2 separate regions of the Homo sapiens genome follow, and region 2 is linked to region 1. A link is a loop called in an ENCODE intact Hi-C map of the cell type or tissue named here. Cell type or tissue: heart left ventricle. All regions are shown on one strand. Links, peaks and the distances in the headings refer to the core of each region. The heading gives the core; the rest is flanking DNA. Region 1 has its middle 35 kb from the start of ZFHX3-AS3. Region 2 overlaps LINC01572 (long intergenic non-protein coding RNA 1572).

Region 1 (2,924 bases), core at 323-2,822:
CATCTGAGTGAAAGTCCCCTTTTGTTTCTGCCCTTCCCAATGATGACAGAAGCCCTTCGCTTCCAACATGTCCCTCTGGCATATTAAGGAAGTTTCTGTAGCGAGGATGAGCCACCAACTGAATCTGGAGGTCTAGATATAGGAAAAGGAAACCACAAAGATGTCACCCAAGAACTCATCTAAATGATGGGATTACATTTGCCTTTTGTGCCTCTTTGTTTTACATGCAGTTTCTGGCCTTTGTTTCTCGATAATCAACGAAAGCTAGAGAAGAACCCCAAGCTCTCACTTGAGTCTTAGAAATTCTACCGATTTATTTTGATTTATTACTATTAATCAGAATTATACCTTTCTGCATAAAATAAGCATTTTTTAGTTTATTTTCTTCTTCATAACACTGGTATGTCCAGCAATGGGGTTAAACTTCAAAAAAAAAAAAAAAAAGATACCAGCATGGAAGAGAATAAAGTAACCAATGGTATTCATGCAGTTAAAAGACTTACAGTCTTTGTGATAACGGTGACATGATTCTTCAAACACCAAATAAGGGGCTGGGCATGGTGGCTCACACCTGTAATCTTAACACTTTGGGAGCCTGAGGCGGGCGGATCACTAGGTCAGAAGATGGAGACCATCCTGGCTAACACAGTGAAACCCCACCTCTACTAAAAATACAAAAAATTAGCCGGTCATGGCAGCACGCGCCTGTAGTCCCAGCTACTCAGGAGGCTGAGGCAGGAGAATCACTTGAACCTGGGAGGCAGAGGTTGCAGTGAGCCGAGATCGTGCCACTGCACTCCAGCCTTGGCGACAGAGCAATACTCCATCTCAAAAAAAAAAAAAAAAAAAAAAAAAAAAAAACCACCAAATCAGATACTCTACTTATCTTCTTTTTCTTTACCGACACCCAAGTACATTTGGAACACTGACAAGAAGCATCTTTTATACCTGAAATAAAACAGGGTAATAACCATAAACTGAAAAGCACTGGGATTTGAACCAACGGCCAGCCCATTCCCAGCCCACTTAGTCTATGTCAAGTAAGGTTTGTGATAATGAATGAATGAGTTGTAATCATTGTTTTTTACCCTCAGGCTGTGTCTGCCTATAGTATGTAACATTAGAAATGAAGACATCTATCATGTTTAGTAGAAATACACATGATCAAATCCCAAAAAGAAAATACTTTTCTCTGAAATATCCAGATAAGTCATGGGGAAGTGGTTTAGGTGGTTTGAATTATCCGCTTAGTTGACTTTCCTCACCTCCTTGCATGAGCATATACAATCCAATTGCTTTATGTTTACTCATCATTTGCTACAATGTCTGGAGCAGGGTACTGAGATGAAAAATACAACAGACAACAGACATGGTACTTGGACCAATCACCATATCCACCTTGCTAGCTTGTCCTCTACTTCATGTGCTCATAGTAAATCCTTCCTAGTCACGCTCTCATGCCGTGGATATAGCAATACCCACCTCCTCCAACAATTCATCCATTGATGCCATTATCCATTGTTTATGACATTGTAACCACAGTAATGAATTGATATATCTTGATCTTTGAAATGCTTAGACAGGAGGCCACACATTATAAGAAAACAACAGTGTCAAGACTCAGTTCTATTCAGCAGGGGTTAGAAGTGGATATTGTGCAGAAAAATGCATTAAAGTTGAAGGGGGGGATTGTTTAACATGATGGTTTTAAAGACATAAACAATTATGGTGGGCAATAACTCCTTCCATCAGAAGATGGTAAAGACGCCCTACTTAGGCCAGGGTTGCTGGTGGTGTTCCAAGTCGTGCTACCAACAGGAAACACTAGGGGTCACCATGTCAATACCAGTGTCCCAGCTCCATGGCCCTCCAGAACGCCTACCATCAAGAGTCCTGGGCTCCCTGCTCATCCAAGGAATGCCACTTAGTGCCTTTCATGTGGCATGGGACCATTTGCAGTTATTTCAAGCATGGCTGAAATAGTGAGGTAGAGTCCTCTCAAAACCTCCTTCTGGTGAATGGTATTTTTTAAGTGCCACCTACACGTATGGGTCTATTATTTGGGCTAGATGTCATTATAAGGAGTGGACAGACCAGTCATTCAAATATGGCACATTTTCATTCCATAGCTACATGGGATTCCAACTCAGATGTTCTGCTAAAGCCAGATTCTCTCAAACCAGGAGAACACTTTTTTTTTTTTTCTGGCCAGGATGGACACTACTGTTGAGTGTTAAGCACAAAATTAATGTTTCCCTTGTCCTTTGTTTCTCAACTCTATGTTTTCAAGCCCCAGTTCAGAATTATTTTTCAGAGAAGAAATGTAAGCAGTTGTCTATGATCTACAAATATGGCGTCACTAGGCTGTATCGAAGTCCGTAGCCATCAGGATGGGAAATTGCTAACCCAAGTCCACAGGGAGCTCCCAAGCTCACTGTGATATGATTTCTGCGCACTCCTATTGCAGTCTTGAGGAAAATCTGGCCCTCCCCACCACCCCAAGGAGGAAGCTCTAGATATCCCATTCGGGGTAGAGCTTCTGAAGCTTGGGATTAATTAAAGCAGTTGAAGACCTGTGAAGAGCAATTAAACTGCACCAACCCCCACCCATCCCCCCTCCAAAAAAAAAAAAAAACTATTTCAAGAGAAACAGATGGCACTTGATAATAATGGTAAGATCACAGCCTAGATAAAGTACACTTCTAAGTCAAAATTAATTTTACAGCTTCTGGTGTTTTACACATTCTCTTTGTTTCTGTTTCATTAACTTACTGAGTACCTAATATGTACACGGCATGTGTGTTAGGCAATGAGGGAGATACAAAGATATACACGTATAAAGATGGTAACTAGTGGTTGCTACATTATCTTTCCTCTCTGCACCATTGGTGTAACTGCCTGACCCAAATCCATCTCTTCTGCAA
Region 2 (2,924 bases), core at 146-2,645, 690 kb after region 1:
GTTGAAAAGGATTTGAAGTTATAAGAAATCGGGAATTAATATAATAAGTATCAGAATCAAGAGACTAATAAGAAGGATGTATATATGCCAAAGCTCAACTAGACTGGTTATTAGAGTTTTAGGTGCTAGTTTGGAGTGGAGTATTGGAGGGACATGATTTTTGTTAGATTTTTAGTGATGAAATAAGTAGGGGAGAATAGAGTAGTTCTAAATGGGCTGGAACTATCTGTTGAAATGAATCTCCTCTGTGCCTTTCTTCTAATTGTAGGAGATGGTTTATTGGAAATCTCAAGTTTGAGCTACTCAGACTCTGTATCCCATCCCTCTAGGGCCAGCTCAGCCCTTCATTCTGTCAAAGCAGATAAAACAGAACAGCTTGCAATTTGCTATAAAGGGGTCCTTGGGATGAAGCATTTTAATGTCCATAAAGAGTAGACAAGACCTTCATTTTTAAAGACTCCCATGGAACATTTCAAACGGCATGAATTTGTCTTGGTGCCCTTTGCCAAAACTAATAGATTTAGGCTGTGGAGTTGTCGGAAAGCTGAGCATTCAGGCCTACTTATCATCCAATAACATTTTACTATATTTTTCTTATTTTAGCCCACATGCCCTAAAACTGACAACATATTGAGTAAATAATACTTACATAAGAAACACTACTAATCTTTAGGCCTATGTCAGTTAAACATAGAAGGAATGCAGAATTACAATAATATTATTTAAAAATAAAAAATCAGGTACAAAGATCTAATTGATTTAACTTGACTTTTTTTTTTTTTTTTTTTAGTTTGTTTACTTGTTTTTAATTTTGCCTCTGTTTATCATTCTGAGGGTGAGCTGCGTTTCTGGTTCAGATAGCTATTCCAATCAAGAGCCCTGAAGAAGAAATGGCACAGAGGGACTGAAGTGTAGTAAAATACAAAGTATGTTATTTTGAATTCTTCTCATGCTCTGAGAACAGGAATATCTTAAGCTTTGATAGAATGGTGCAATTTTATATTTTCCATTTGACTACTTTAAAAGGTTCATTGTCTTTTAATTAAACTACAGGGGGGAAGAGCAGAGATTAAAAGATATAGTACTATAAAGGGGATGGCTTTTAGCTACATGAGTGAAGACACCACAATAAAGCAAGATGGAGTGCAGCAACAAGTTTTGTGCCTTGAAGCCTCCTCTTGTCTGACTGTGGCGGTAATTTGGAGTTAATTTGTGCAGCTTCTCAATAAAAGACTTTGTGTTTTCTATTCTTTGATTCTTCATAGCATCTCTTCCCAGCTGTTCTTTTATCTTTCCTTTTATGTGGCCCAGTGCAGCTTATCCAACTAGATGTGATAAGGAGGCAAACCATTTTAGGTAAGAAGCTTGGACCAGGCTCAGTACATGAATATTTTCTATTTATCACCTGCTTTTTATTTTCTACAAAATGACTACCTCAAGTAACACCTTCCATGAATCTCCTACTTTCTACTCTCACTGACAAGTAGAGGCCCACTTTTCTCCTGTAGTAATTTTGTAGTTTTAGCATGGGGTGAATGTTTGTGATTCTGTATTTGGCACTATATTACAACTAGTAGTTGTCTTATATTCCTTTGTCTGCATGAAGATTTTTTTTTTCTTTGTGTCTGTTTTTCTCCCCTTGCTTTCTACTCCCCCACATGTCCCCAAGTCCTTCAAGCCAATGAGGCTGTGGTGACACCTTCTGGGCAGTGCTGGGAGTGAATTACAGTCATAAGTTCCATGGTGGTGTTAACATACCAAAGATTGGGTGTACAATACTAAATTTGATTTGCTTCATTAGAAGAATTGATATTTCATTCTACATGTGCTCAGAGTGTCTAGAACTTGTGAAATATCAATGTTATTTCTTAGTAATAAGCAGTGATTTGTAGTTAGTTACATAAAAAGCCAATGGGCCTGTATGCTTAATCAACGTAGGAGTATGGTGCTTGGTTGGGCCTGAAAATAAGTTAACAGAGCAAATATTAATGTTTTCATGTTATTAGATTATCAACACTGTACTTCTGCTTTTTTTTCATGACACAGCAGTATTAGGTTATATGCCAGTGTTTTGTAGCAGTGGGAAAAATGTCCCATAAACAATCTCTGTAGAAGCAATGTCATCCACCTCATCCATCCACTGTCGGAGAGTACAGGATGAAGGTTTCTCCAGGGCTGTTCTTATCTATTCATGTCTCGTGTTAGCTTTAACAGATGTGTAAGGAGTCTTCTATGTGGCCTTTGTTGGAAACTTGCCTTTTTCTGAACAAACTTCATTCCCTCCACCTCTACTTCAAAGCGGATGTAACTCTTTCTTGTATTAAAAGATTTTAAATGATAACTTCTTCACACAGATAGCATGAAACAGTAAATATGCATTTACTATTACCAATTTACTTATTTTTTGTTGACCTCTGCTCGGACCCTAATTATGATAAAAGCTGTAGTTTCTAATGAAATCACTAGATAGTTTTAGCAAAGTTGCCATTACTATATCTCCAAGAAATTGGCTAATATTAAAATACTTATAAAATACCAAACTTTATAAGTTTGGTATTAAATAATTTTAGGGCTCTCAAGAATCTTTTCTCCAAATGTAGAGGCACCAAGCAACAAAGGCGTGACTGGCTGTCAACGTGGCTATAAAACTTCCCAGCTCTATAACATCACCTTAGGGCAATGTCAAATGGAAAAGCACAAGACATTCAACTTAAGGGTGAGGATGACCAATACAGTTGGATATGCAGACTTTAAAATGGCACCACATTCCTTATCTTTGCCTTTTGCATCATCCTTTGGTCAAATATTGCGTAGCCAATGTGTAATACATACATTTATGTTTGGTACAGAACCCAATATTTCTACTATTACTATATAATAAAATAAAAGCAAGAGCACATTGCTTTGTAATTTTGATTTGCAAA

What was found. A loop is a pair of places that touch in the nucleus more often than their neighbours do. Peaks named below come from ENCODE experiments on the same cell type or tissue, not always from the same donor. Only the 100,000 strongest peaks of a DNase experiment are listed, where the experiment ranks them.
Region 2: it touches region 1 in a loop (14-fold over the local background); 48 of 110 quality-filtered maps call a loop at or near these places.

The regions. Positions count from the first base shown.
Region 1 is chr16:73,195,862-73,198,785 of GRCh38, reverse strand. It overlaps a transcript of ZFHX3 not described here. Among named protein-coding and RNA genes, the nearest start is that of ZFHX3-AS3, 35 kb to the left of the region's middle. RefSeq lists an enhancer at 1,620-2,121. In heart left ventricle, for the core only: a CTCF peak has its summit at 1,827 (motif pointing right); a DNase peak (open chromatin) is centred at 1,836.
Region 2 is chr16:72,501,060-72,503,983 of GRCh38, reverse strand. The region is part of intron 6 of LINC01572 (long intergenic non-protein coding RNA 1572); the gene reads left to right. The region is part of intron 1 of LOC124903718 (a long non-coding RNA gene); the gene reads right to left. Among named protein-coding and RNA genes, the nearest start is that of LINC01572, 160 kb to the left of the region's middle. RefSeq lists an enhancer at 1,622-1,691. In heart left ventricle, for the core only: a CTCF peak has its summit at 1,702 (motif pointing left); no DNase peak of the experiment used is centred there.